Regions from separate parts of the Homo sapiens genome. Here regions 1 and 2 are each linked to region 3. Evidence: read pairs that join two places in POLR2A ChIA-PET (ENCODE). Cell type or tissue: K562. All regions are shown on one strand. Each heading gives the region's core, and the rest is flanking DNA. Links, peaks and the distances in the headings are about the cores only.

Region 1 (10,425 bases), core at 3,134-8,133, 370 kb before region 3:
ACGACCAGAGTAATTTGATGAGGTCACCGAAGGCGACCTCTGGAGGAGGGGACATGGAGGCCTAGGACAGGCCTGGTGCAGGGAAGCTCAGTGTGGAGGGAGGCCACTGTGGGCCCAGGTGGGCCAGGAAGGGGAGCAGGGTGCCCAGAGCCCAGGCCCAGCCTCTCAGGCCACGGAGACAGGCACCCCACCTGGCCCTCCTGGAATGAGCTGTCAGGGCTGCCACTCAACAGCCTCATGTGGCACTCCAGAAGCCACCCACCTGTGGACTCGGGTCCACCACAGCACACGCAATGCCACACACACACACACACACACACACACAGTACAGTACACACCACCACACACATTCACAGCACACGCAATGCCACTCACACACAGCACACACCACCACACACATCCACAGCATACACAGTTACACCATGCCCCACACACCATGACACACACAGACACACATGCATCCACAACACACACATGTACACATAGTTACACCATGCCCCACACACCACCACACACGCAAACATACCACACACATCCACAGCACACACACAGTCACACCATCCCTCACACACCACTACACACGCAAATACACCACACACATCCACATCACACAAAGTCACACCATGCCCCACACACCACCACACACGCAAACATACCACACACATACACATCGCACACACGGTCACACCATGCCCACACACCACCACACATGCAAACACACCACACACCTCGACATCACACACAAAGTCACACCATCCCCACACCATTCCCACACACCCAAACACACCACACACATCCACAGCACACACTAAGACCACATGCCCCAGCCACACACACACCCAAGACAACACACAGACGCACACACACACACCTAGTGGATGAGCCCGCTCGAGCCCGGAGGGCCTGGCTGCAGCTGGAAGAGGCCGTGGGCAGGTGGCTCCAGGGCGGGCCAGGGTCTGCCTTCCCGTGAACTGCAGGAGGCAGGTGGCCCCTTCAGGTCGGGGCCCCATGGTACAGTCACACAGCCCGCTGGGAAGAGCCGGAGGAGCTGAGGCCTTCCAGGGGCCCTCCAGGGGCTGCCGCCCCGCCCGCCCCCGCTGGCCTCAGTCACCCCTCCTCCCGAGCTCCCTCCCACCCTCCCCAGCCTCCTGCCCCAGGCAGGCTGTACCCGCCCCCGCAGCTCCTGCGCCCCGGCAGTGCCCTGCTGTGCCATGCCCCGCGCTGGCCCTGGGGAGGTGTTTGCTGGATAAACAGCTGCCCCCCGGGGCCCAGGCCGCAGTGCTCCTTCGCCACCGTGTCTCCAGCATCACCCCTTCTCCTCTGAGACCTCTTCCCAGGCCACAGTAAGGGAGCCCCAAGCCAAGGAGAGGGCGTGCCCAGCTTAAAGGAAACTGACCTTGGCCCTGCCCTACCCCGCCCCACTCTGGGCCGGGATACATCGCTGCCGACCCGGAGCCGGAGCCCAGGACCAGCGGGCACCAGGCCCCTGCGCCGCAGTGGCGGGGTCAGAGCGGCAGGACTGGGTGGCTGGTGACAGGTGGGACTAGCGCGGGACCACTTGCCTCTCGAGCCGAGCCCCGCCCCTGCCCCACAGCTCCATTTTCTTCTTGTTCCTTTCAGGGCTGCCAGGCTGCCCCAAGCCGGAGTCTGTTCCCCGACGGCCGAGGCTCCCGCTGGCTGGCAGCTCCCCAGGCGTGTGGGTTTGATTCCCAACGGCGCCCAGCCCAGGGCAAGGCGGCTGGGGGAAGGCCACGCCACGGATGAACCCAAGGCCGAACTCCTGTTTTTCTAAATACCTTTTCCGGGGCCCACGAGGTCCCTCTCAGAAGCCTGAAGGTCCTGTGGGTTCTGTCTCCTCTTGGGGGGCTGTGATCCTAACTGGACCCCCGTTTTGGGTCCCTGCTCATGCGCACCCCTGATCTCAAGAGGCAGATAGAAGATCTAATGACGTACCTGCCTAAGCCCGGCAAGGAGGGGAGGGTTCCATTCGGAGTCCAGTGCCCCGCCCTGAGAAACGGGCGCTCAGGAGGGCGCCCCTCAGGCAGTGGTGGGGAGGCGCGCCCCCTTCTCCACTAGGGCGTGACCTGGCACGGGGTGGGGAGGGAGTCAGGCCTGGGTGCCACAAATACAGTGCGTTTAAGTCTTGTTCAGGGACCCAGGGAGAAACTCCTTCATTTCTCTAGACACCAGGGGCCCTGAAGGAGGCCGCTGGCAAGGAAACATGGACCCGGCTCCAGCCCAGCTACTGGAAGACCTTTCTGGAATCGGGAGAAGACGCACCTCGGACTTGGGAGCTGATCCTTCTTTCAATTCCTGATTCTGCCACCTCTTGCTAAGGATTTCAGGCTAGTTACTTAACTTCTCTTAAACCAGCATTATCAATCTGTATAATGTGGTAGTGATACCACATTGCAGGGTTGATGGGAGGGTTAAATTAGACGTTTAAAGTTTTAAACAGTGTCTGTACGTGGAAACCCTTGATAAATGGGAGCTAATGTTTTGCTAGCTCAATGCTGGTTCCCACGCGGGAGGCCAGTCTACCCAAGCAGAAAATGCCTGGGGCTGTATTAATTAAGGCCTAAGGTTCAGAGTAAGGGAGGTGACAGTCTTGCCCTACTAGGGGTTCATCGTGGCCTGACTAGATGAACTGTCTTGGGACTAACACCTCATACTGCCACCCTTCCCTCCACACTCCAGGGCTTCCTTCCTTCGAGTCTAAACATTTTCCTGTCTCAGGAGTTGTTCCCATTACCCTGTATTTACTCAGTGAGCATGGGACACCATGCAGTGAGTGTCAGGACAGCTGGTGGATGGGACCATGGAGCCACCGGAGCCATTTTCCAGAGTTTCTGTTGAGTCCACCCACATAAGCCTTGCTTATGCAGGTACATGATTAGATCTTCTATCTGTCTATAGGATAAGGGACACTTGTATGCAACTCCCAAGGAACTTTAACAACTTGGAGTGCCCGTGCAGGATGGCAAAGGGTCTGGGATCCCCTGGGGCAAGGAGAAGGCAGGACAAGAGAGAAGCTTGCAGAAGGAGGTGGTTGGAGGAAGAGGAAGCAGGCCCAGGGCCAGTACTGCAAATTACCAGGGAAGGACAGGTGGAGACACTTTCTTTCTTTTTTTTTTTTTTTTTGAGACAGAGTCTCTGTCACCCAGGCTACAGTGCAGTGGCACCGTCTCGGCTCACTGCAACCTCCGACTTCTGGGTTTACGCCATTCTCCTGCCTCAGCCTCCTGAGTAGCTGGGACTACAGGCGCCCACCACCATGCCCGGCTAATTTTTTATATTTTTAGTAGAGACGGGGTTTCACCGTGTTAGCCAGAATGGTCTCGATTTCCTGACCTCATGATCCACCCGCTTTGGCCTCCCAAAGTGCTGTGATTACAGGCGTGAGCCACCGCACCCAGCCGAGACACTTTCTAACAACCCGCCCTGAAAGATCCTGATCCCGGACAAAGGAAGAGACTGAGGAGGCCTCCTGCTGGGTGGGTGGCATGGACGACAGTTTTGGGTTCACTTCTGGGTTCTTTCCTCCTCTGATAGGCTGGGCTTCTTGGCACAGGGACACCATCTTTGGGGTTCAATTCCCTGCCTTCCCAGAGAGCACTGGACTCCTGGACAAATCATACTGGCTTCTGTGAGCTCCTTGTAGGGCAGGGTCCACTAGGATCCCCATATCTACCTCCTCCATATCTGAGCAGAGGTGGTTATAATGGTTAATTTTATGTGTCAACATGACTGGGCCAGGGGGTACCCAGACATTTGGGCAAACCGATTATTTTGGGTGTGCCTGTGAGGGTGCTTTTGGATGAATTTGACATTGGAACTGGTGACCAATGGGGGAACCAGGTGGGGTAAAGCAGATCCCCCTCCCCAATGTGGGGGTCCTCATCCACTCAGCTGAAGGCCTGAATAGGACAAAAGCCTGAGAATTTGTTCTTTGCCTCACAGTCTTGAGCTGGGACATTGGCCTCCTCCTCCCTTAAGATTCAGACTGGAACTACACCATTAGCTCTCCTGGGTCCCCAGCTTGCTGACCTCTGTCTACAGGGGACAGGGCTGCTTGTCTCCTTGGGACCTCTCAGCCTCCATAATCACGTATAAGCCAATTCCTTATGATAAATACATCTATCTAACCATCCATTCGCCTACCCATTCATCCATCCATCCATCCATCCATCCATCCATCCATCCACCCACCCGCCCACCCATCCATGCATCCACCCTCCCATCCAACCAATCACCCACCCATCCATACATACATACATCCACCCACCTGCCCACCCATCCACCCATCCATCCAGCCACCCACCCACCAACCCATCCATGCATCTACCCACCCACCCAACCATTCACCCATCCATCCATCCATCCATCCACCCACCCACCCACCCACCCATGCATGCATCCACCCACCCACCCAACCATTCACCCACCCATCCACCCATCCATCCATCCACCCACCCACCCAACCATCCATCCACCCATCCATCCATCCATCCAGCCACCCATTCATCCATCAACCGATCCACCTAGGGACCCATCCACCCACCCACCCATCCACCCATACTCCCATCCATCCATCTACCCACCGACCCATCCATCGACCCACCCATCCACCTATCGATCCACCCACCGACCCACCCATTCACCAACCCATCCACCCAGCCATCCATCCACCCATCCATGCATCCACCTGTCTATGCATCCACCCACCCATCCATTCACCCACCCATCCCCTCACCCACTCATCCATACATCCATCCATCCATCCATCCACCCACCCACCCACCCATCCATCCACCCACCCCTCCCATCCATGCATGTCTCCTATCAGTTCTGTTCCTGGAGAACCCTGACTAATGTAGTGGTCACTCCCATCTGTTTCTGTTGGACTCTGTCCCCATCATAAGTGAGCCCTCCCCACAACAAGCACTCTTGATTTAACCTTTGCCAGTCCCAGTTAAATGTTTATAAAATTCAAGCCGTTCACTGGCTGTTCTTCCAGGTGAGGCAGTGTTGCCAAAGGCACCGTCTTGCCTCTTTGTAGCAAGCTAGATCTGCCCAGGGCACCTGGCCTCCATCTCGCACCCCACCTGGTTCCCCCATCAAGGCTTGGTGGCTCTGGGTGCATGGAGAGTTTTACTATGAAATAGCTCTAGCAGTGCCATTGACTCAGAAGGCACTTGGCAAACAGACTCACCATTTCTATTAAAAGAGACATGGAGTCTTAAAAAATATTAAAATGACTAAAATCAACAAATTAGCTGCTGTTGCTGAAGGCCTGCTGGGAGGCAGGTTCCAAGCCATGCGCTTTGCATATGTGACCTTGAGCCACCCAGCTCCCCCCATCCCCTACAGTGAAGACACTGAGGCACAGAGGAGCCGACAGCAGCAGGCAGGTGGGCAGACGCCGTAGTGCCCGTCCTGGTAATAGAACCTCCATTCCACTCACCCCTTCCCAACCCTATGCCCTCTGGGGGAGGCAGATGCCACCTTGGCCAAGGGCCATCTTGACCAGCGTAAGCCAGCCGTGGCCATGACATGGTCATCTTGTGAACACAGGCCATGGTTTCAGCCATGAGATGTGGGGCTGGTGGGGACGGGGTGGTGGGCAGATTCTGGAGGGTTTTCCTGTCCCTCAGTGGGAGGACAGAGGCTTCTCTCCCTGCCTCTTGATGCTCCCATGTCAGCTGTACTGCCCAGAACCACAACAGCAGTTGTAGGCACCCCAGGAAGACAAGCCTGAGGTGAAAAGCTGACTGTGATTAGGAGGCGCAGTGCTGTTCACCCGAGGTCCCAGCTACTCAGGAGGCTGATGCGAAAGGATTGCTGGAGCCCAGGAGGTTGAGGCCAGCCTGGGCAACATAGAGAGACACTCTCTCTTAAAAAAAGAAAAAAAAAAAGACAAGCTGATGCCTGGGGATCCCCAGCGATGCTGCCTTTGGATCCCTTGGCAGGCGAGACCAACCAACCCCCACTTCTTCAGCTGGGCCTTCTGCTGCTGGGACCAGAAGCACTGACGGCAGCGGCGAAGGCTGGATGGAGAACCAGGCCTGCCACCTCTGGGTCCAGCCTGACTGCACCCTTGGCTATGCCCGTCCTCTCTTGGAATGTGGCTTTCCTACGACCTGAAACCGTGGAAGGAGAAGGAGAGGGAAGGGCTGGGGGGAGGCAGAAGCCTGACCGTCAGATCTGCCAAGAACAGTCATCGTTTATTTCCACGAGTATTTCTTGGCATTAGGCAGATATTGAAGAACAGGCTGTGCAAGATTTATAAACGCGGGGACAGCTGGAGGGACGTAAGAGGGGCCGGATTTACCAACAGCGGTGGCACGCAGCACACCCGCCTTGCCTGGAGAGTGCAGGGGCCACGGCCTGAGGAATGGGGGCTCCCGCGGGCAGACGCAAAACTCAGAAAATGCCATTTATTTTATCATTTTAATACCGGAAATGCCAGACCAATCAACAGGGAGGACAGACCAGACACAAATGCCTGTGCTCACAACACGGATGGGAGGATCATCACGGCTCAGGGCACACATGCATTTCCTTAGAAACAGGCAGACAAAGAGAGCATAAATACCACACAACAGCCAGGCTCAGGGGGCTGCGGGCCACAGAGGGCTGCGCTTCAAAGGCAGTCAGAGGCATTAAATACGGGACCTACACAATACACTCCACTTCACCATACATAATTTATATATTAAAAGAAAGGGGACCACAGTATCTATACGTGCAAGCGGCTGTGGTGGAGAAAATGAACGGGGGGGCAGCCATGCACGGGAGGGGCTCCCTGTATACCCTCCCGACGCCTCGTCCCCACCCTTCCCACAGAGTCACTTGGGATCACAAAACGCATGGGCCGGCCGGGGCGCAGCCTCGGGAGGTCCTGCCTGGTCTCCTCGGCATGGACCTCTGAGCTCCCCGTGAGCCGGGAGGTGCCTGGAACCAAGAACACTTGAACCCTGCATGTCACCACATCCCTGGGAGTTGCCCTGGAAGGGACCGGGCCAGGCGTGAGGGGAGGAATGTCGCGTTGGTCAGGTGGAGGAGGGAGGCGCAGCCACCGGGCTGGGCAGGTGCAACGCATGCCCCAGGCCCGGGGCCCGGGAGAGCAGGAACGATTGCGGGGCATCCACTCTTGCAAGCAAAGCTTAAACGGCACGACAAGCCTGTGTTTCTCTGCAACTGTCCAGGGGCCGCTCGCTCAGAACTGACTGGCACTGCTGGGGTCGCACTGCAGCAGGCGGACGATGGAGGGGTCGCTCTTGGCACCTCTGATGAATTCTTCCAAGGACAGTTTGCCTGCAGGGGACCAGAGACAATGGGATTAGCCAGTGCTCACTGTTCTTTATGCTTCCAGAGAGGATGGGGACAGCTCTCAGGTCAGGTATGCTCCCTTTGTTGAAAGTCCTGAGCCTTCTTGAAGCTGGACGGTGTCTAGTCTCCATTCACTTTACAGGCATTTCTGAAAAAAAATCCTTTTTCCTTTCCCTGCTCCCTGCAATACATCAGGTACCTCAAAGGGCTTACCCAGCAAGCTCAGCAGGACGTGGCTGATGAGGGCCATTTAAATCCTTTTAGAAATCACCCCACACTTCGCTTATTAAGGAACGTGTACACTGTGCAGAAAAATGAAGCATTTGCCTCTAACCCATACAGAATCCAGGCTGAGAAGGCCATGCTGGTTGGGGGCCCCCGGAAGCACGGTCCGGATCCTCCCTGGCATCAGCGTAGACCCGCTGCTCAGGCTTGGGGTACCAAACTCATGCTCTGTACTGTTTTGGCCCCATGCGGTGAGAGGAAAACCTAGAAAAAGATTGGTCGTGCTAAGGAATCAGCTGCCCCCTCATCCTCCGCATCCAATGCTGGTGACAACATATTCCCTCTCCCAGGACACAGACTCGGTGACTCCACACTGGGCTGAGTGGCCTCTGGAGGCTCGTGGCCTAGGGCAGGGCTCCGTAAGGCTGATCGGCTGAGCTGGGTGGGGTGAGGTTTTCTGACCCTCCGCTCCCCATCCCATAACCGCTGTCAATGAGCTCACACTGTGGTCACTATAGCCCTGGCTCTGCTAGTCCACAAGCAGGATAGGCTGTAAGGATTCTGCCCGTTCAGACATGGCCTCAAGGGCAGGAGGCGGTCCCTCTGGCTCCAGCTGGTGGGGAAGGATGAGGTTTGAGGTTGGCTGCGTCCTGGCGGCCTGGTCCTGGGGCAGCCCCTCCATGTGTCTGTTTGAGGCTCTGTGCTGTCAGCTGGAATCACTAGGGCACCCTGCAAAATGTCTGTGCAGGCAACACAGACGCATGCAGCCAGGCCCAGCACAGGGGAAGGCATGCAGGAGGGGCTCTCGGCTCTGGCGCATGGCAAGCCACCAACGTTTCCAGGTCTCAGGATCTTCGTCTCGAAGGTGGGATAATGGGAACACCCATCTCAAAGGCACCTGGGAGGATGCATTTGAGGACTCAGACCAGCACCAGGACGGAGGATGCCCCTGCACAGTAGGGCCCTGCTGGGAATTCAGCCCCTCCAGCCCACTGGCAGGCAGGGACACCTGTCCTCATGGGACTCTGGCCCAGGCTTGGGCAGGCTGGCTTCTTCCAGGGCACGAACTTGATGCCTCTGGGGCCTGGGCAGCCTGCTGGCCCCAAGAGAGCCCAAACAATGCCCGGGCTAAGGGGTGGGTAGGGAGAGGGAGGGACAGCCAGGCCCTCAGCAGACAGTCCCCAGGAACCTCTGCCAATGGAGAGAGTGGCTCCCCACCCTCCACCTCTGACCACTCAGGGCAGCCAGCTGTGTGGTCATCTCCTTGGCTAGGTGTGGGGCCTCAGAGTCCACGGCCCCAGCCTCCCCACTTCCAGTTCCTGACCCCAGGCCCTCCTGTCTCAGGCCGAGAGAGAGCAGGCCAGCCCAGATGGACCTCCAGTCAGGAGAACCAGAGCTGCCCCAGGACGACTCTGAGGGCTGCTGAGATGCTGGGAGCTTCCGAAGGTTCCACTGGCTCCTCCTGATGGAGGGCAGGGCAGGCGAGGGGGTTGCTGAGCACAGCCTGTCCCACATGTGCGGCCTGACAAGCTGAGGAGAGGGTGGCTTTAATGATACTTGTGTCCTGGAGAAACCCATCAGCCCAGCCTAGAGGCCTGGAGCAGCCAGGCACCTTCCAGGGTGGCCAGGGAAGTTGGGGCAAACTCCAGGGCACCATCACTCCTGAGCAGTCCCCGGAGGAGCTTTGAGGGCCGAGGACCACTCCCTGAACTGACTCTGGCCCCTGGCTGCAGCCCCACCTTCCTGGTATCACTCTTCCCTCCTTGCCCCAAGCTCCAGGGACAGGCGGGTCCCCTGGGCTCACAGGAGGAAGTGCTCCATCCCAGCAGGCACATTAGCAACGACCATGCCATCCAAATTCCCAACCAACCTAGAAGATGCCCTCTGAAGAGGTGGGCAGGGCCAAGCCAGGAGGCAGATTCGGGCAGCGAGTGACCATGGGTGGCTTCCCCAGGGACACTGTGAAGTTGGGAACAACAGCCATTATTTGTGGAGTGCAAGCCCTGCTAAAAGCTTTAAGGCATCATCTCGCTGAAACCTCACAACCCCATGGGACCGGATTCACCATCCCCACGAGGAGCGGACAGCCTCAGGAGAGCGGCAGCAGGTGCCCTGCTAGGCTGGAGGGTGGAACACACATTTCCCATCAGCCCAAAGGCAACGCCAGGCACCAGGCAGCCTTGTTTTCTGTGTGTGTGTGTTTTGAAACTGTGACCTGGCTGCCTGGAATGCTCTTTGCTGCTTACAGCTCCCCCACATCCCGTCTCCCGCTGGGGCCATGCTTAACTCACCCGAGGGCTGCACTCCAGACTTCGCAGAGCAGCTTCTTGGGCATTAGCTTATCGTTTAATCCCCAGCACAACCCAGGGAGTATTTCCTCTTTATTTTTTTGAGATGGAGTCTCACTCTATCGCCCAGGCTGGAGTGCAGTGGTGCGATCTCGGCTCACTGCAAGCTCTGCCTCCCGGGTTCACACCATTCTCCTGCCTCAGCCTCCCGAGTAGCTGGGACTACAGGCGCCCGCCACCACGCCTGGCTAATTTTTTTGTATTTTTAGCAGAGACGGGGTTTCACCGTGTTAGCCAGGATGGTCTCGATCTCCTGACCTCGTGATCTGCCCACCTCGGCCTCCCAAAGTGCTGGGATTACAGGCGTGAGCCACTGCGCCCAGCCTGTATTTTCTCTTCTTAAGGTCGTGTTTCTTTATTGCTCAAAAGCAAAGCAAACCTGGTGCTGTGGCTGCTCTTGACAAAGCCGGCAAGAAGAGCAGAATGGGAGGGCCGCACAGCCGCCCTCACCTCACAGCCAATGCAGAGGAGGGCACTCGAGGCACAGCCCTGTCACCACTGCTGCCACCCACCATCGTGA
Region 2 (9,045 bases), core at 26-5,025, 390 kb before region 3:
AACGGACATACACAGGGGAGACAGCCCTAAGGTTTGCAGAAAAGGCTGATTGTGCTGTTTGCGAAGTCGAAATAATTGGTGAAAGTGTAGAAGGCAGAACCTCTCAGGAATGTCTGGGGAGGACAAAGAATGTGTTGGCTGACTTTGTTTAAACATAAAATTGGGCAGACTTTAATTGATTTGTGAAATTTTTTTCAAAGTTTGTTTGAATTAGCCCCTATCTCTTCTAACATTATCCTCTTGTGCTAATTGATTGACCATTTTAAATAACTTAGCTGTTACAGAAAGACCGAAAGGTGTTCTTCAGTAAAATATATTCAAGTAAGTTACTTAAGTAACGCCTTAAAAGATACAGAAAAGCAAAAAAGTATTGGCGTATTAAAAAGAAATCAAAACTTTCCAAGTTTAGGCCTGAACATTGCCTTAAAAATATTTAATAAGGCCTCAAATGACCCAGTCCGAGACTGCATGAGCCTATTTATTATTAAATTGTAAATATTCTTCATATAAACAAAAATATATAACCATGTCTGTAACAAAAATGGTTTTGCTAGCGTTGTTACTCTCTTCCCTTCTCCGAGGGGTGATTTAGGCAACTTCGGAGGTTGACAATGCCAAGCAGTCACAATAGATAGAGCTTTAAAGCAAATTCTATGCATGGGTTTGGATTTATGACAGGCCCGTCACCCTGGGCCTGTCATAGTACCCCATGCCAGAGCAAACTGTGTCCCCGAACCATTGCCTGGCCTCTGTGCCCGTAGGCTGCTGGCACTGAAGTGGGTTGCACAGTGGAAAAGAAGAAAGCTCTACCTGGCAGAAATTTTTAAAGGTTAAAATAAATAATTTTAAGAAAGCTGGTTCACAAGGTGCCACATTTGATGAAAGCAAAATACAGTGGCTTTTATTGTTACTAGAGTGATGTTCTTGCTTGTTTTTCTTTTTTGGTGAAGTTAGCCCCAAATTATTCTCATAGCTAAGCAAATACGAGAGTGACTGTAAGGACAGTTGGCATTCCCGGAATTGCTAAACTTGGTAGGCAACGCTGGTTTAAGAATACTGAGTTCTAGCCGGGCGTGGTGGCTCACGCCTGTAATCCCAACACTTTGGGAGGCTGAGGCAGGCGGATCACCTGAGGTCGGGAGTTGGAGACCAGCCTGACTAACATGGAGAAACGCCATCTCCACTAAAAATATAAAATTAGCCAGGCCCCGGGTGTGGTGGCACATGCCGGTAATCCCAGCTACTCGGGAGACTGAGGCAGGAGAATCGCTTGAACCCAGGAGGCGGAGGTTGAGGTGAGCCGAGATCATGCCATTGCACTCCAGCCTGGGCAACAAGAGTAAAACTCTGTCTCAAAAAAAAAAAAAAAAAATACTGAATTCTGATCAGGTAACAGCAACTGTAATACAATGTGATAAGTTGACTTGAAGATTACAGTTTTTAAGAAGTATATACCCAGCTAATACATGAAAATTAACTCGTAAAATCTCAAATGCTCCAGACATTTCCATGATGCCTGTTGGTCAGTAAAAATCATTCTAAGACTTAGTGGAAGTAGGAAATGTTTGTATGGCTGTGTATAAAGGCTATAATGTAATCCCAGCACTTTGGAAGACCGAGGCGGGTGGATCACCTGGGGTCAGGAGTTTGAGACCCACCTGGACAACGTGGTGAAATCCTGTCTCTACTAAAAACACAAAAATTAGCCGGGCATGGTGGCAGGCGCCTGTAATCCCAGCTGCTGGGGAGGCTGAGGCAGGAGAATCGCTTGAACCCGGGAGGCAGAGGTTGCAGTGAGCCAAGATTGCACCGCTGCACTCCAGCCTGGGTGACAGCGTGAGACTCTGTCTCAAAAAAAATAAAAAAGTCTATAATGCTATTTTAAGTTTCTAAGGAACTGAAACTGCTCTGAAATAAATCAGACCATTATAAGACTTTTTTCCATATCAGTGAGCTAAGTGCAGATAAGCTTCTGAAACTTGCATGCTAGATTTTTTTGGTACAAATATTTGAAATGCTTAGTGTGCTGCCTTGGAAAAACCTGGTATTTTTTGTTGTGTCCTTATACTGCCAAGGTTTATGGAATCATGTACCTTATGCCTAGTAATAATTAGGATGACCAGGCCAGTGAGTGGTTCATATCCGGGGCATGATTAGCTCTGCGTGTGCTCAGCCAGTGCCCCATCTTCAACTCGATGTGTTCCTAAGGTAGACAGCAAATTCCCTATTTTATTTCTCAGATTGTCACTGCTGTTCCAAGGGCACACGCAGAGGGATTTGGAATTCCTGGAGAGTTGCCTTTGTGAGAAGCTGGAAATATTTCTTTCAATTCCATCTCTTAGTTTTCCATGTAAGTATTCAGTTTACATTTATGTTGCAGGTTAATCTTAAGAATTGTATTGCTAAGGCTTCTAAGTGAATTTCTCCACTCTATTTGCATTTTGTTGCATTTCAGAGGAACATCAAGAAATCATGAACAACTTTGGTAATGAAGAGTTTGACTGCCACTTCCTCGATGAAGGTTTTACTGCCAAGGACATTCTGGACCAGAAAATTAATGAAGTTTCTTCTTCTGTAAGTATATGAGGCCCATGCTGGCAGTGCAGCTGAGAGTGCCAGGCAAGTGGAAAACTTTGGCAAGGTCTAAGGAAGAGCAATGAGGCTTACATGTCTTGTTATGGAATGTAGAAATTAATTCACTGGTGGTAAATTAATAGTGATAATGGTGATACTCATATCAGTGGCTAGACTCAAAAGAGCAGGATTCATTGTGACTGATGGGAATGAAGGTCGCTGGCTATTGGTGTGGTGTGTGGTGAGGCTGCTAGTGAGTCACCTGTGACCACTCTTGTTTCAGGATGATAAGGATGCCTTCTATGTGGCAGACCTGGGAGACATTCTAAAGAAACATCTGAGGTGGTTAAAAGCTCTCCCTCGTGTCACCCCCTTTTATGCAGTCAAATGTAATGATAGCAAAGCCATCGTGAAGACCCTTGCTGCTACCGGGACAGGATTTGACTGTGCTAGCAAGGTAAGCGATAGCAGCAGGCCTCAAAAGCGTTGTATAAAATGGGCCTGGTATTCCCCACGAGGCAGATACAAGTTGTGTTTTTTGGGCAATAAATGCTCACTAAAGGCAAATGGGGCGGGGGGGTACATGACAACTTCCCATGCTTTTCTGTTTATTCCACGTGTTAAGCCACATATGGATAGCATGACACCACTCTTCTTTTTCAGACTGAAATACAGTTGGTGCAGAGTCTGGGGGTGCCTCCAGAGAGGATTATCTATGCAAATCCTTGTAAACAAGTATCTCAAATTAAGTATGCTGCTAATAATGGAGTCCAGATGATGACTTTTGATAGTGAAGTTGAGTTGATGAAAGTTGCCAGAGCACATCCCAAAGCAAAGTGAGTTATTCCCCCATCTGAGGGCAAGATCGGGAGCATAAGATATGTGGATTCTTATCAAACAAACTTAAATTTCTGATTATTATATTTCTATACTTTAGTAGAAAGTAGTTGAAACCCCCATTGAGTCATGAAGCCTGGGACTCAAACTACAGAATATATCAGCGACAGTATTTAGAACAGGATTGTTTTTATTTTAATTGTGGCTATAAGTGAACATCTATCATGAGACATTTGCTGCACTTTCCTTGCTTGTAGGTTGGTTTTGCGGATTGCCACTGATGATTCCAAAGCAGTCTGTCGTCTCAGTGTGAAATTCGGTGCCACGCTCAGAACCAGCAGGCTCCTTTTGGAACGGGCGAAAGAGCTAAATATCGATGTTGTTGGTGTCAGGTGAGATTTTGGTGGGATAGCTAGAGGTCAAGACATTGAACAGTTTGAGTTTTACAGGCTTTCTCCTAGTGTTTGCTATTATTTTAAGAAATACTAAGACACAGTGTCTCGTCTCTTTATTTTACCCCAGCTTCCATGTAGGAAGCGGCTGTACCGATCCTGAGACCTTCGTGCAGGCAATCTCTGATGCCCGCTGTGTTTTTGACATGGGGGTGAGTATACGTGACCCTGTTAGGGAAGGGCGGGACACAACTGACAATAACTAGTCTTAATTCTAGAGTTAACTTTTTATGGCAGTTGGTTCTGTATTACATGGGTTTCAGCCTATCTGCTGCATACATTTTTGTTATTAGCTGTGGATCTGGCTGACTTATTTTCTTGATTCTAGGCTGAGGTTGGTTTCAGCATGTATCTGCTTGATATTGGCGGTGGCTTTCCTGGATCTGAGGATGTGAAACTTAAATTTGAAGAGGTAATTTAGAACAAAACTGTAATACTCAGTAGCCGTTCTAATAAATTCCTTTTTGGAATATTTCAAAATTTAAGTGTCTTAACTAATACCACAATGGGCTGAAGTGTCTTGGTGTGATATTTTGAGTGATTTCTTTGTGCTGTCTGACATTACACTTGATACCATTTGGTTTTCTAAAGTGTGAATCAGCTTTCCCAGAAGTCTTGGATAATTGGTTACATTGGAAATCATGGCTCACACCTGTAATCCAGCACTTGGGGAGGCCAAGGTGGTAGGATCACTTGAGCCCAGGAGTTTGAGACCAGCCTGGGCAACACAGTGAGACCCCATCTCTACAAAAAAAATTTTAAAATTAGCCTGGTGTGGTGGCGGGCACCTGTAATCCCAGCTACTTGGAAGGCTGAGGTGGGAGGATCACTTGAGCCCAGGAGGTTGAGGCTGCAGTGAGCCATGATCATGCCACTGCACTCAGCCTGGGCTACAGAGTGAGACCCTGTCTCAAAAAAAAAAAAGAAAAAGCATGTTGCTGTGGGCTTCCTAGAGAATATGCTGACTGTAGCACATCATCACCCCAAATGTGCTTTGCTAGACCTATGCTTCCTCTCCTTAAAATACTTGAAATGTTTAGTCACTTAGGAAGTTAAGCCATTATATTGGTGCTTGAATTTATAAAATATATCCACATGGTTTGTTAAAATCATGACGTAGGCAGAATAGGATTTTTATCCTGTTGGCATGTATTTGTTAAAATGTTTTGACATCTTGATGCCTTCCTAGGTAGTAGTTAGTTGCGTACTGTTCTTTGATAAAAATCATACCCATAACATCCTAAAGGAGATAGGGTGCCTGGAGGGGAATGAAAACGAGCCACCTGGGATATGTAGCCTGGTTTTCAGGGAGATGTTGATGTTTTTTTGCTTTTGTTACTTTAATGATAAACCTGTCTGTTGATGCCTGGTCTCATGATGTCATGTCACAAGGCCCTGTGATGTTACTCCCCCATGTGAATTTCCCACAATGAAGGCTGCTCTTTCTTTTCTGTTTCACTCTCTTAGATCACCGGCGTAATCAACCCAGCGTTGGACAAATACTTTCCGTCAGACTCTGGAGTGAGAATCATAGCTGAGCCCGGCAGATACTATGTTGCATCAGCTTTCACGCTTGCAGTTAATATCATTGCCAAGAAAATTGTATTAAAGGAACAGACGGGCTCTGATGGTATGTATAAAGGACGAATCACTTCATGTATAACTGAAAGCTGATGCAAAAAGTCATTAAGATTGTTGATCTGCCTTTCTAGACGAAGATGAGTCGAGTGAGCAGACCTTTATGTATTATGTGAATGATGGCGTCTATGGATCATTTAATTGCATACTCTATGACCACGCACATGTAAAGCCCCTTCTGCAAAAGGTAATTTCTGAGCATACTGTATAAAACAATTAAGAGGACTGGTCACAACACGTGTAATTAAGTAGTACTTCCTCTCTCCGTCTCTTTATATAGAGACCTAAACCAGATGAGAAGTATTATTCATCCAGCATATGGGGACCAACATGTGATGGCCTCGATCGGATTGTTGAGCGCTGTGACCTGCCTGAAATGCATGTGGGTGATTGGATGCTCTTTGAAAACATGGGCGCTTACACTGTTGCTGCTGCCTCTACGTTCAATGGCTTCCAGAGGCCGACGATCTACTATGTGATGTCAGGGCCTGCGTGGTAAGTAAGCCATGCATGTTGATGGTGCTGCCAAGAATAGGCACCTTCTTGGATGTGTGCTTCTTGTCTAGACGAATAAGAAATTGTCTTGCCTAAGATTAAATATATATGGATATTTTTCCTAAGAAAAGTTTTAGAAAAGACTGATGAGTGTATTTCTATGTAATTGGAATATATTTAAGTTCATGCCATGTGTCTTGTGGTTTCCTTATTACCAAAACGGTGACTGAAGAAACGCTTGCTTTAGAAATACATTGAATTGGCCAGGTGTGCTGGCTCACACCTGAAATCACAACACATTGGGAGGCCAAGGCAGAAGGATCACTTGAGCCCAGGAGTTCGAGCCTGGGCAACATAGTGAGACCCTGTCTCTACAAAAAATTAAAAAATTAGTTGGCCATGGTAGTGGGCGCCTGTAGTCCCAGCTGCTTGGCTAAGGTGAGAGGTTTGCTTGAGCCTGGGAGGTTGAGGCTGCGGTGAGCTATGATAGCACCATTGTATTCCAGCCTGAGTAACAGAGAAAGACCCTGTCTCAGAAAAAAAAAAAATACATTGAATTGTTTCCTGATGGGAAGTAAATACTCTCATGCCCAGTTAGGAGTGAGTCAGGGTTTTTAATATGCCACTTTTTCTTTCTCAGGCAACTCATGCAGCAATTCCAGAACCCCGACTTCCCACCCGAAGTAGAGGAACAGGATGCCAGCACCCTGCCTGTGTCTTGTGCCTGGGAGAGTGGGATGAAACGCCACAGAGCAGCCTGTGCTTCGGCTAGTATTAATGTGTAGATAGCACTCTGGTAGCTGTTAACTGCAAGTTTAGCTTGAATTAAGGGATTTGGGGGGACCATGTAACTTAATTACTGCTAGTTTTGAAATGTCTTTGTAAGAGTAGGGTCGCCATGATGCAGCCATATGGAAGACTAGGATATGGGTCACACTTATCTGTGTTCCTATGGAAACTATTTGAATATTTGTTTTATATGGATTTTTATTCACTCTTCAGACACGCTACTCAAGAGTGCCCCTCAGCTGCTGAACAAGCATTTGTAGCTTGTACAATGGCAGAATGGGCCAAAAGCTTAGTGTTGTGACCTGTTTTTAAAATAAAGTATCTTGAAATAATTAGGCATTGGGACGTTTTTATGGTGTGTTCATTCCAGACAGTTCACGAATCCCGTATAGCTCGCTCTGATTCTCAGAGAACAATGAGTGGGTCCACCCACACACAGGTAGGAGGACAGGTGAGACGGAAGCCCCATCCTCCCATGTGGACGGTGCACATCTGCTCAGCCCACCCCACATGTCCAGAGTTGGCTGCAAACTCCTTGTCCAGAGCCTCTGGTGGTGGGACCTACTTAAGTCTGACGGACCTGTCCTGTCCAGGCCAGTGCCCAGGGAAGGTGTGGGAGGCCCTTTGAGCCTGGCCTGCAGAGACCATCCGTGTCCCCTCCCACCTTCATGCCTGTGAGAAGTTAGGAATGTATACGGTACCACATTTGGCAGTCAGCTTATTTTAATAAATTCAGCAACAGCAAGTCCCTACCATGTTGTGTATCTTCACCATCTTGTCTGACCATGACCACTGGCCTTGTGTGTTCTTTTACTCAACGTGTACCCCCGCTCTCCCCCAAAGTGTGGCAGGCTCTCATGCTCCTTAACCCCCATTGTGGCAATGTCTTACGGGTAACGCTGGAGCTGCAGGAGGAGGGAAGGACACGTCAGAGCCACCAGGCAGTGGGAGCATCTTGGAGTCCCCACCAGCCTCATGAGGGGGACAGGAAGAGAGCAAATGTGTAGGGAGGAAGGCTGTGGCTCCTCCCGGGGTGGGAAGGTCAAGCCGATGCTGTCACCCATTTACCAAAGCTGAAGAGAGTGACTTCCTTTCTCAAAAGCATCACCTTCCCCTGAACCCTGAGTCCAGAGAAGCCAGGAGCCCTCATGTGGCTGCCGAGTTAGCTCAGGGCTTGGCTTATCACCAACTCTGGTCTCCCTGGGCCAGGGTTGCCAAAACATGAAAGATTTTTTCAGGAGCCAGAGGTTGGTTCTGACTGGAGGGGGAGGGCGGGAAGGAGTGCTGTAGTCCACAGCCCTACCTTCCGGGAGCCTGAGAAGTAGGATGCTGGTGTGTTTGGGTAACTCTGAGCTCCCCAACAAGGGCAGTTCCCTGGGATCCGGGACCCACTATGTTAAGAGAGTTGGCACTGAGTATGTACTGTGTGCCAAGAAATTTGAGCTAGACACCAAGCCTAGAATCTTGGTAAATTAGGTCTTCCATCTTAAAAAGGAAGAAATTCCCGAGATCGCTTAGTGGCAGTGGTGAGCTTGGACTGAAAAGGGGGGTATTCCACTCAAAATCAACTAAGGCTTTGGAAACAATGCTCTTTCAGCCAGTTAGGGAAAATGTAATCCAACAACGGTCAGTAGTGCCAGTGGGGACAGAAACAGCCGCAGGTAATCCCGTGCTACACGTGAGTGGCCCCTGAAACCTCGCTTCTGACCACAGCTTGGCGTAGCCACTTACAGGCCCCAACAAAGCCAGACTTGGGTCTGTGAAATGATGTGGCCAGGCTTGATCAAGTGATCTTCCTTGGCCCTTGTACATGGGAGCAGGCAGGCGAATTTGGCAGGAGAGACCAGAGAACGAGGACAGCCAGACGGTAGCCGGGGCTGTGTCGACACCAGGCACCGTCCTCCAGGAGGCTTAAGTCCTGCTTTGCATTTGGGTATCTCCACGTCATTTTTAAAGATGGTGCTGTCTGGTCGTGCACAGATACTGGGCATTTCTAGACTCGTGACTTGAAGTGAATACAGCTCCACCAAGACCACTTGTGAATTTCTTCCTGGCGTGCTGGCCCCCGGGAGAGGGGATTCAGGGGAATTGAACTATTGGGCAAAGGTAAAGGCAGCCAGAGTGCATTAGAATCACTTAGGGTGCTTCTTAAAAATACTCATTATTGCCCCCTGACCACTTTCCCCAGACTCTGGGGATGGAGTAGTGTTGGAGCAACTGGAGAACCATCTGGAAGACATAAAAGTATCCCCAACTCCTG
Region 3 (10,425 bases), core at 3,008-8,007:
GATCACCTGAGGTCAAGAGTTCAAGAGCAGCCTGGCCAACATGGTGAAACCCCATCTCTACTAAAAATACATAAAAATTAGTCGGGAGTGGTGGCACGTGCCTGTATTCCCAGGTACTTGGGAGGCTGAGACAGGAGAATCCCTTGCACCCATGATGGGGAGGTTGCAATGAGCCGAGATCGCAGAGTGCGCCACTGCACTCCAGCCTGGGTGACAGAGCAAAACTCCATCTCAAAAAAAAAAGAAAAAAAGAGAAAATTCTAGACCCAGTAGAATAACACAAATGTTCTTGCCTCATTTAACATGTGGGTTTCTGAGGCCCAATTACAATGGATTTGTTCTCTCTGGAGAAGCGTATTGGTTTCTTTTCTTGGAGTGATTTTCCTTGGAAAGGTCTTTTTCTTTTAAGAAATTTGTGACTTTCAGCCTGGGTAACATAGGGAGACCTCGTCTCCACAAAAGTACCAAAATTAGCCAGGCGTGGTGGCACATGCCTGGGGTCCCAGCTGCTCAGGAGACTGAGGTGGGAGGATGGCTTGAGCCTGAGAAGTGGAGGATATGGTGAGCCGTGATCCTGCCACTGCATTTCAGCCTGGGTGACAAAGCAAGATCCTGTCTAAAAAAAAAAAAAGCATGACTTTAGGAGTCCCTGCTGATGGAAAACCTGACAGTAAATGAGAATTTAAACAAAAATTCATTTCTTGACTCCCTCAAGAGTGGTGAGACTTCCCAAGAATCCCTTTAGGATCAATTTTTCCCTTTTATCTGTGTGCCCCCACCCAAGCAGGGGAAAGAAAGAGCTTATGGCCCCACCTGGCTCTCTAAGCCCCACAAATTGCCCCACGGTGTTGGTGGAGTGTTGCCAGGCAGACAGGGCAGGGGTGGCTGTGGAGCCCAGTGGAGCCTGACCTCTCACAGACCCAGGACTGCCTACCGTCCTACTCACCCTAGCCCCAGGGCTGCCCGTCAGCTTCCCTTGCGCCAGTCCCTGCTCTCCTTTCTCCCCAAGATTCCACCTACAGGGCATGTCGGGTGCTGAGTGAGACAGGACGAGTGAGGAGAATGGCTGTGTGAATCTGGACAGCCACCTCCCCCAGGGCTCAGCTTCACATCCACAGGCAAGCAGGGGGCTGCCTGGTGAGCCCAGAGGGGCTTTTATTCCTGTGGGGGTCCCCAGGTCCAGAAGTGCTGCTTGGGATTCCTGTTGGCCAGGAGATCCTGTTGCCCTTGAGGGTGTCTGGGCGTCCCGTGCCCATTTCTCTTCTTCCCAACAATCCTCAGGGGAGGTGAGCCCAGGAGGATGGTGGGAAACAGGAAGGGCAGTGGCCGGGTCTCTCCTCTGTACTGGGTGCTTTGCTGGTCCCTTACTCTGCCTTTTTGTTTGTTTGTTTGGTTGGTTGGTTTTTCTTTTTTGAGATAGGGTCTTGTTCTGTCGTCCAGGCTGGAGTGCAGTGGTGCAATTTCAGCTCATTGCAAACTCCACTTCCCAGGCTCAAGTGATTCTCCAGCCTCAGCCTCCTGAGTAGCTGGGACTACAGGCGCATGCCACCATGTCCGGCTAATTTTTGTACTCTTTGTAGAGATGGGGTTTCACCATGTTGGCCAGGCTGGTCTCGAACTCCTGAGCTCAAAGCAATCCACCTGCCTCGGCCTCCCAAAGTGCTGGGGATTATAGGCATGAGCCACTGCGCCGGGCCAGGCATGAGCCACTGCGAAACTAACAGCATCGCAGCGACTTCTGTTGAGTGCTTCCTTAGTGCCCAGCTCTGTGGTAGACACACCGCAGATGGCGCCTGGTCCAGCCCTCAGGCTGGACTCGTGGAGTAGCTGCTGGGTTTTATCCACAGGGGCGTGAGGCCTGGTACATGCCTTGCCCACAGCCACACAGCGACTGCGTGGCAGAGCCAGGTGAGATCTGCCTGGCTCCAGAACGTCTGCATTTCCACTGTGTCTCAGGGCTGCAAGGAACACATATTGCCTTCAGTGCTTTCACAGACAGGCAGTGTGCCAAGAGCCCTGCAGGCGTCAACAGTGACCACGCAGCTGTTTCTGCGCACTGGCCGCGGGCAGTGCTAATAAGTATAGTCCCTGGAGCCAGCTGGTCAATAGGGGCATGACGTCTCCGGGACAGGGGAGGAGTGTGTCCCCTGGACGCCTGGAGGCCCTCTGCTAGATGCCGATCCTTCCTGGGGGATGAAGTCAAGTGGCTGTGCCAGGAGCCCAGCTCTTGCCCTGAGTTCCCAGAGAGCCAGACGGGGACCCGGAGGCTGTGCTCTGAGCATCAGTGGGAGTAGTCAGAGGGACATTTAAGTCCATCCAGCCCAGCCCCCCAAGCTCGCAGAGGGGGAACCAGGCCGGGAAATGGGGGGCGGCTAGCCCTAATGTCTGGCAAGTGGCAAAGCAGTTGGCGGTGTTCCCATTGCCCAGAGTCCCTGGCTGGCCACTGGGAGGGCAGCATCCAACACCTGGCTGTGGGCAGCTGGCCTGCCTCTCCTGGACCCTGTCAGCTGCAGACCTGCACACCCCCTTCCGAGGCAGCATCTCCAGGAGGCAGCACCCAGCCTGACCGAGGCTTCATGCCCTGCCCTGGGCTCCCGGGACTGCCTCCTGCAAAGGTCTGCACATTTCGACACAACCGTGGCAGGTCCGGGGGCAGTCAGCACCACCCAGGTGTCCACACAAAGTCCAGAAGGTCTGGGAGAGCAGGACAAGCCAGCAGGGTCCAGGCTGGCGCAGCCGCTTTCTGGAACCCAGGCAGCAGGAGCAGGAGCTCTGGTCTCGGTCCCTCTCAGCTGGGCTGCCAGGTGGGCTGAGGGACTGGCGGGATCCTGAACGTGTGGTTCCCCACAATGAGCAGCTCCTGTGAGACCCCAGAGGGTACAAGCACGGACCGATGTCGGCAAGCAGCCAACATGACAGTAATTCCCTTTTATTTTTTATTTATTTTTTTTGAGACAGAGTCTTACTTTGTCACTCAGGCTGGAGTGCAGAGGCTCATTCTTGGCTCACTGCAACCTCCACTTCCTGGGTTCAAGCCATTCTGCCTCAGCCTCCTGAGTAGCTGGGATTATAGGCACCCGTCACCCCACCCGGATAATTTTTGTATTTTTAGTAGAGATGAGATTTCACCACGTTGGCCAGGCTGGTCTCGAATTCCTGACCTCAAGTGATCTGCCCACCTGGGCCTCCCAAAGTGCTAGGATTGCAGGCATGAGCCACTGCGCCTGGCCGTGATTCCCATTGATTAAGGCTGTGGTGTGCTCGATTCCACATCACATGCTGCCCATGCATTATCTTATGCTTCAGAACGACTCATGAATAAAGTTACGTGCTTGAGAAAAAACACCGAGGCTCGGAGACACACTGGCCTTGCCTGAGGCGCGCGGGTGAGCCGCAGAGCTGGGATTCAAGCTCGGTCTTCCCACCCCAGAGCCCGTCCTCCCTCAACCAGGGCAGGTGCTGGCTTCCACTCTGCGAGGGCTCAGCGTTGTGGGAGATGAAGCGGACGCAGTAGAAGCCTGCTGGTGGATATGTGCTGGGCGAGAGCGCCACAGGGTGTCCCAGGGCAAAGACTTCGGTTTGGGTTTCAGGATGGGCCCACTAGGAGCCATTGTGGTGGCCAGGGGAAATGAGTGTGAACGCACCATCCTGCCTCCTGACAGCCCTGTCCCATTTCTGACCCACAGAGCCCCAGGCAGCGGTCGCAAGAAGCCCGAGAGGCCGGCAGCCATCTCCTACGACCACTCGGAAGAGGGGCTGATGGCGAGCATCGAGCGGGAGTACTGCCGCTGAGGACAGCATGCTCCACCCCCGCCAGGCCTCGGAGGCACCTGCTGGCTGGGGCACCCTCTGCTTGCACAGAGCTCTAGCAGGAGCTGAACCACCTCCAAAACGCAGTCACTCCCGGATATTCAAAGCTGCCCTTTCAAATCCACTTTCAGACCGCGCTGACCTGGGCCAGCCACTGGCGGTCATGGTTGCTGGTGGGGGCGATTAGCTGTGTAGACCCACAGGTGCGTGGGCCTGGGCCGCCGGCGCCTCCTCCCCAACGCGGGGAGCCTGCCCAGTTCTTCTGGAGCCTGAAATGCGTGCCCCTCTTGGTTGCCCGCTCTCCACAGTGGGGAGGGCTCACGAGGACTAGGTGACACAAGCGAGCCCCTCCTGGCATCCGCGCCACAACACTTCCGGAAGGTTCTGCTGTGGAAGGTGCACCCGCGCTGCTCCCTCAGTCTCGGGCCCATCTCTCCAGGGGTGGCCGGGTCAGCTTAGTGCTTCTCAACTTTAACTCCCTAATGAGCAGCCTGGGGGTGCTGTTGACTTGCAGGGCCTGAGGTTCTGTACGTCTAACCAGCTCCCAGCCCAGGCCCGAGCTCCGAAGCCCCAACTGCACTTTGAGGAGCGAGAACCCCAGCTCTGATCTGCCTTGCAGTGGGAGGTAGAGCTCGTCACTGCCTCTCTGGGCCTCAGTTTCCCTCTCTGGAAAATCAGCTCTGGCAGCTCTTGGAGGCCCTCCCCAGCTCTGACAATCTGGAACTGCTGCCACTGCTGGTCCCCTGCCCCAGGCACAGCAGTGCCTTCCCTGCGGGGAGCCAGCGCCCAGGTCCAACCGGGAGAGGGTCTGCCTGATACTGGCTTTCCAGTTCTCCCTCTCACAGGCAGCCTGGCCAGTGCCTGCGGGGCTTTTAAATTCTCTTCCTGCCTGGGTGGAAGGTGGGAAACCACAGCAGTGAGGCAGGAAGAGCCTTGGAATGTTCCTGGTTGACAGATGGGAAAACTGACCTGCCCAGGACGCCCTGGGAACAGGGGGCGGAGCTCCGGCTAGAGGGGACTCCTGTGTGGGCGGGCAGGTCTGGAGCCTGGGCCCAGGTGTGGCCTGCTGGGGGACAGCTCCGGGGGAGAGCTGTGGGGAGAACAGCGGTCTAGGGAGGCAGGAGGCAGGCGGCAGGCTCCTCCCCAGCAGCCTGCAGGGCATCAGGACAGAGGGGGAAGGAGGAGACAGAAGGGAAAGAAGGAGATAGAGGGGGAAGGAGGAAACAGCGCGGCTTCTGCTGAAGCCAGTACAAGCCTGGTTATCTGGCTTGACCCGCCCACACGGAGGCCTCCCCAGCGTTTTCTTTTTCCCGAGAAGAGCTCCAGCTCGCAGGTCCTTAGAACACAGCAGAGCAGGAGCATCTCAGGAACCAACGGCCAGCTCCTTGGCGCTGTCCCCAGCCCCACAGGCCTGCTGCGGCCATCCGCAAACGGGCATTTCCTTGAACTTTTGAGAGTGCCTTTGACCAGCTGTTCGCAGCTGGGAAACTCCAACTTTTGAAGTCAGAGCTTGGAGCGGCCCCCGCAAGGGCGTGGCTCAAACCCTCCCCAGAGCTGGGAGCCATTGCTTATGCAAGCCCGTTTCTTTTGATGTAAAGATGGAAGTCGTTACTATATTTTAATAATGCAAATACATCTTTTAAAATAAGTTAACATTTCTTACCACCAGATGGATCAGGCTTTGAATTTAAACATGTAAATGTTTGTAATTTTATGTCATTTTGTTAAAATGGGACGCTTTCAATTGGTTTCCAAGAAAGATGATACCTCTGCATTTTCTGGTGGAAAAGGTGTAATACCCTTAATGAGATCAAAGTGTTAGGGGAAAAAAATTCCAAAAGTAGTTACAAGCTATATCAATGTCAAAGTAAATGCACTTCATCAAAGCTAAGAAGTCACAGGAATTGTTCTCAGGTTTTTAAAAAAATTTTTCCTGAATTCAGGAAGTGTCTTCTGAATAGCAGCTAGCCAAATAAAGCGGTGTGTGTGTACTGCAGCTGTAGGTGAACTTAAAAATAATAATAAAAAGAACAAATAAAGCAGTGTGTACCAGCCGCTGAGCCGGCCCTGTCTCTGTCCTGTGAGACGGAGGGGCTGTGCCTGGAAGTAGAGGGGTGGGCGTTGCTGCAGCCTGCAGCCCGGCCCGAGTCTGTCCCAGTGCCTCCTGTGTGCCTGGCACCTCCTCAGGCATCTTCCTGGCTGCCCCATGTTGCAGCTGAGCCTCAGCGTCCTGCTAGAACTGCGTGTGGGATTTGCTCACTGCCAGGATGGGACTGTGGCTGGAATGGAGGCAGAAAGAAACACATCTCAAAGGCAAAAATGACGCACGTTGTTGTCTGGAAAAATCTTAAGTGACCACAAATGTGTCTCCCGGTTTCTTTTTTAGTTTTCTTGAGACAGAGTCTCACTCTATTGCCCAGGCTGGAGTGCAGTGGCGCGATCTCAGCTCCCTGCACCCTCCGCCTCCCAGGTTCAAGCAATTCTCCTGCCTCAGCCTCCCGAGTAGCTGGGATTACAGGCATGCGCCACCACACCTGGCTAATTTTTTTGTATTTTTAGTAGAGACGGGAGGGTTCACCATATTGGCCAGGCTGGTCTCGAACTCCTGACCTTGTGATCCGCCCGCCTCTGCCTCCCAAAGTGTTGGGAATACAGGCGTGAGGCACCACACCCGGCCATGTGTCTCTGGTTTCTGTAGTATGAGAGTTCCTCGAAGATGCTACAAAGCCGCAGGAACTGAGGAAACACTGTCCACCCCTGGCTCTGAGAAATGCTGGGTGTGTTTTCTTAGGGAAGGAGCAGAGTCCTGCTGTTGCCCTCCTCCTGACATGTGTGTTCCCAAGTCTCTCTTCACCGGCCCGTGGGCTCCTAGCCTCACCCAGGAAGGGACCTCCTCCCTCGGCTGCTGTTGGCTCAGGTTCCCTGCGCCTCCCTGAGACAGCCCTTTCTAAGACACTTTCCTCTGCTGTTCCAAAGACCTAGGGCCACTTGTCCCCACTCACCCACGTTGCCTGGACACCTGCTGCTGACATTGATTGGTGGATCCGTGAGAGCATTCTCTGTTCCCAGCAGTGGGGCACGCTCGTGCACGTGTGAGCACATGGGAGAGCATAAGGCTGTCGAAGTGTAGCCAAGCACCTCACGGAAGAGAGAATCCGTGGCTTTTTTTTTTTTTTTTTCCTTTTTCCTTTCTGGCAATAATGAGGCAGGAGAAAAGTCTTGTCAGTTGCCACGAGAGGGATAATCACACTTGCGGCTCTAATACTTCCCTCTAGAAGGAGGCTCCGTAATCAGACCTTTTGTGTGGTGAGGGTCTGGACCCCCTGGGGACAAATCGGACTTTCTGAGGTGGGCAGGGGCTGTGTTTTCTGAGGACATATGGCAGCCTTTAGTTTTAAGAGTTGGGAAGGAAAAGAAGGAACAGTGAAGCCTGTGGCTCCATGATGTACTTTGCAATCCTGGGCCAGGGGTGGAAGGAAATAATGGAAGACTTCCAAGCACTTCTTCCAGAGTAGCTGGAAAACCACTTTCAATTCTACCTCTTTGCAGCCACCCCCTGGCACAGGAAGGGCACGAGCACTGACGGCCACAGGGTCACCCGGCACACTACTGGGTCTGTCTGGACCAGACCCACTGCCAGAGTGGCCACTTCACATGTTGGCTTTTTGAGACAGCGTCTTGCTCTGTTGCCCAGGCTAGGGTGCAGTGGTATGATCATAGCTCACAGCCGCCTCGAATTCCTGGGCTCAAGGAATCCTCCTGCCTCAACTCCCCAAAGTGCTGGGATTAGAGGTGTGAGCCACCATACTCAGCTCGCTTCACACATTTTTTTTCAGAAAGAACCCTCCAAAGAACCCAAAGAAACAGAATAAAACTCCAGAAAACAAAGAGGAGAGTTTAGTTTGAGCCAATACACAATGAATTTTATAGATTCTTCCAAAAAGTCTCTAGGTATACTTAGGCCACCAGGTACAGTTAAATGACACAGGACACACATCCAATGTAAAATCAAGTTTTATATGATTCAAAGAGAAAAGTTACATTACACATGCTCGTTTAAATAATGTCAAAGTCTGTTACATAAAACATAATTATGAAACATTTTAAGTCTTATCATTCAAACTACTTAAAAGGCTCAAAGTCACAAAAGATCAAGCAAAACTGCCCAGGCAATAAAGTGCACGAGGGGAGCCCACCTCTCCAGCGGCCGTCAGCACCCAGAGCCGCCAGCTGAGGGCTCCATGCCGAATCCATACACAAGGTTTGTGGTTCTCAGAAGAGTTTTCAGACAGGAACTGTTTCCAACTTAAAATCTTTCAACAGACAAATGGAGGTGGAAGGGGGATGGTTTACACAAAGTATTTCCAAATGTAATCAGGAAATGGAAGTGTAAATTAAAACCGTTTTCAACATGTATCTCCTCTTTAGAAATATCACTGCTTGGAGAATGTTGTGACAAGCAACCAAATACTCAAAAGACCTTATCCACCAGAATACTGGCAGGACTCACATTACTTTGCATGTCATAATTAAGAAAAATATCCAAATTTGATGCCATTTATAGTGTGTACAGTCAAAAATGTGTATGCTGATTTTGATGAGCAGGAGAAAGGACTGGGTGGTGAGGAAACATGAACTATGCACAACATGAGACAACTGTGCTGTCTCACGAAGACACGACACTCACCTATGGAGTGTCCAGACTGAAAACCTCTGAATAACACACACATTTGTGTCAAGTAACAGCTGATACTAAGGGGCAAGTTAACAGGTATCAAGTCACACACAATGAATGACCAGGTGGAGATTTTATCAGACTACAAAGAACAAAACACAAAACCTAATTTTATTCAATATTCCACCTTACCATCATTTAAATAAAGGTAAATGCTGGTAATTAACATAGACAAAATTTAAATACATACTGCACAATAAAAAAAATTCCCAGGCTACCAAATTAGTGCAACATTCTGTATGTTCCTACATTTATTCCATTGCCTGAACTTCCAATGTTTAACAAAAACCAGTATCAGTGGCTTCTTGAACACAGGTGGCCACATTCTCTCGGTTATCTACGTGCTCATACAGTTGAAAAATATTGTCCATCTATTTTCTAGGTAGACTGTAAAACACACCATTCCAAGTAATTTTCTGTTTGGTCAAAACAATTTCCTTCAAACAAAATGAACAGAAAGGCAGTTGGGTAGTATTACTGCCATTTAGCGTAACTTGCATTTCCTTGTGTTTCTAGTATTTGGCAAACAAAGGAAGCGGAATCTTGGCACTGCCTGCCTTCACATGCATCTCGCCCCAGCTAAGCTGTGCTCTGGTGGAGTTTCATCCAACCAATACAGACATTTCCTTTTTTTCTGAGAAGTTACTCTACCCACAATATAGTACGGATAAGGCCACAGCAAAAGGAGTCAGAACTGACAATTGACAAAGCAGCTGGATTTGAGTGTTTCTTTTTTGGTGTTTTAGGTACAAACAAGAAACTGAATGGCTTGCTTTCAGCAGAGCCATGGCCAAGACTATTACAGACTAGATCCTGCAGCAAGTACTGGTCCCTGGGATCTGCCCAGTGGCTCATGTTACTCTCTGGGGTACATCCTTCATGACACACCATGGACACAGCTCACTAGTTCCAGTCAACCAAAATTTTAGTTCTTTGGTGACAGGAATGATTGCCTAGAATTTCCTTGAAAACGTTATGAAGAAGCTGACGGCAAAATTTATTTTTCCCTTTTAAGAGGTCCTTACTCAACCAGGTCCGATTCCAAAAAGATCTAAAAGGCCAGATAACTTGTGGTTTTTGTAGTGGAATAACATGTCCAGTTTACTAAAAGAAGGGCCATTAGGAAAAACTTTGTTATTAAACACTGAAAAGAAGGCTGCAAAATGATCTAGCTAGAAATTGGTGATTTGAGCACCAACAATATAAATATTTTTCTAAAAACCAGTATAAAAATTAGTACCCTGTCTTATTTCTACAAAACATCAATAGAAAAGGTTGTAAAAATCCAGATTTTGTAAACTTTATTGCCGAAATATTTGTTTGAATGCTGGTGATTCAGATTATCAAATTTTCTACCATTTCTTTAAAAAAAAAACCAAAACAAAAAAACTTCTGAAACTACAAAAGATACTGAACAGGGTCCCAAGTGGAAAAGAAAAGTTAACATACTTTCATCAAAACCAGCTCCCCGATCTTCCCCTAGGCCGCCAAGACCGTTTTTTTTGGGTGAGGCAGTGGGAGAGGAATCCATCAGTTCCATTCCTGGAAAGAGGCTTTTTAAAAATCCCATGAGTGATGTCCTAATGGACCTTTCAGGCAGAGGCTGGCATGCTCACCAGTGGGCTCCCCGGGCTCTCTGCAGAGGCGATTCTGTTCAGCTTGCCAACCTCTGCCTGCCAGCCTGGGATCTTCTTGGTCGTCATGTGGCGCCGGGCATGCTTCGTCAGGTGGTCACTGCGCATGAAACGTCGGTCACACACCGGGCACACAAACTTCTTCTCCCCTGTGTGAGTTCTGCGGTGGCGTGACAGCTCATCCGAACGAGCAAACTTTTTATCACAGCCATCCCAGCTGCAGTTGAAAGGCTTCTCCCCTGTGAG

Evidence for each region. Peaks named below come from ENCODE experiments on the same cell type or tissue, not always from the same donor. Only the 100,000 strongest peaks of a DNase experiment are listed, where the experiment ranks them.
Region 1: POLR2A ChIA-PET joins it to region 3 with 5 read pairs; 4 of 35 experiments call an interaction of 5 or more read pairs at or near these places.
Region 2: POLR2A ChIA-PET joins it to region 3 with 5 read pairs; 12 of 35 experiments call an interaction of 5 or more read pairs at or near these places.

The regions. Positions count from the first base shown.
Region 1 is chr2:10,423,616-10,434,040 of GRCh38, reverse strand. It overlaps HPCAL1 (hippocalcin like 1), which reads right to left. Exons shown (of 5, transcript NM_002149.4): 5 at 6,437-7,317. The coding sequence ends at 7,220. It overlaps LOC124907732 (a long non-coding RNA gene), which reads left to right and starts at 1,228. Exons shown (of 2, transcript XR_007086214.1): 1 at 1,228-1,343; 2 at 2,184-2,455. RefSeq lists enhancers at 1-456, 457-1,422, 8,466-9,278 and a silencer at 1,117-1,176. In K562, for the core only: no CTCF peak of the experiment used is centred there; no DNase peak of the experiment used is centred there.
Region 2 is chr2:10,438,460-10,447,504 of GRCh38, reverse strand. ODC1 (ornithine decarboxylase 1) reads left to right here. Exons shown (of 12, transcript NM_002539.3): 2 at 2,241-2,350; 3 at 2,456-2,574; 4 at 2,858-3,031; 5 at 3,238-3,410; 6 at 3,669-3,803; 7 at 3,934-4,015; 8 at 4,192-4,275; 9 at 5,331-5,493; 10 at 5,576-5,688; 11 at 5,782-5,996; 12 at 6,637-7,537. The coding sequence starts at 2,473. The coding sequence ends at 6,781. SNORA80B (small nucleolar RNA, H/ACA box 80B) reads left to right here and starts at 656; the gene lies at 656-791. RefSeq lists a silencer at 1,012-1,241. In K562, for the core only: no CTCF peak of the experiment used is centred there; no DNase peak of the experiment used is centred there; H3K4me3 peaks cover 1,763 bases.
Region 3 is chr2:10,052,220-10,062,644 of GRCh38, reverse strand. It overlaps KLF11 (KLF transcription factor 11), which reads right to left. Exons shown (of 4, transcript NM_003597.5): 4 at 7,809-10,418. The coding sequence ends at 10,138. It overlaps CYS1 (cystin 1), which reads left to right. Exons shown (of 3, transcript NM_001037160.3): 3 at 3,687-6,172. The coding sequence ends at 3,792. Among named protein-coding and RNA genes, the nearest start is that of KLF11, 14 kb to the right of the region's middle. RefSeq lists enhancers at 587-1,447, 1,448-2,310, 3,169-4,111, 4,112-5,055. In K562, for the core only: a CTCF peak has its summit at 4,317; DNase peaks (open chromatin) are centred at 4,304, 5,004 and 5,344; H3K4me3 peaks cover 698 bases.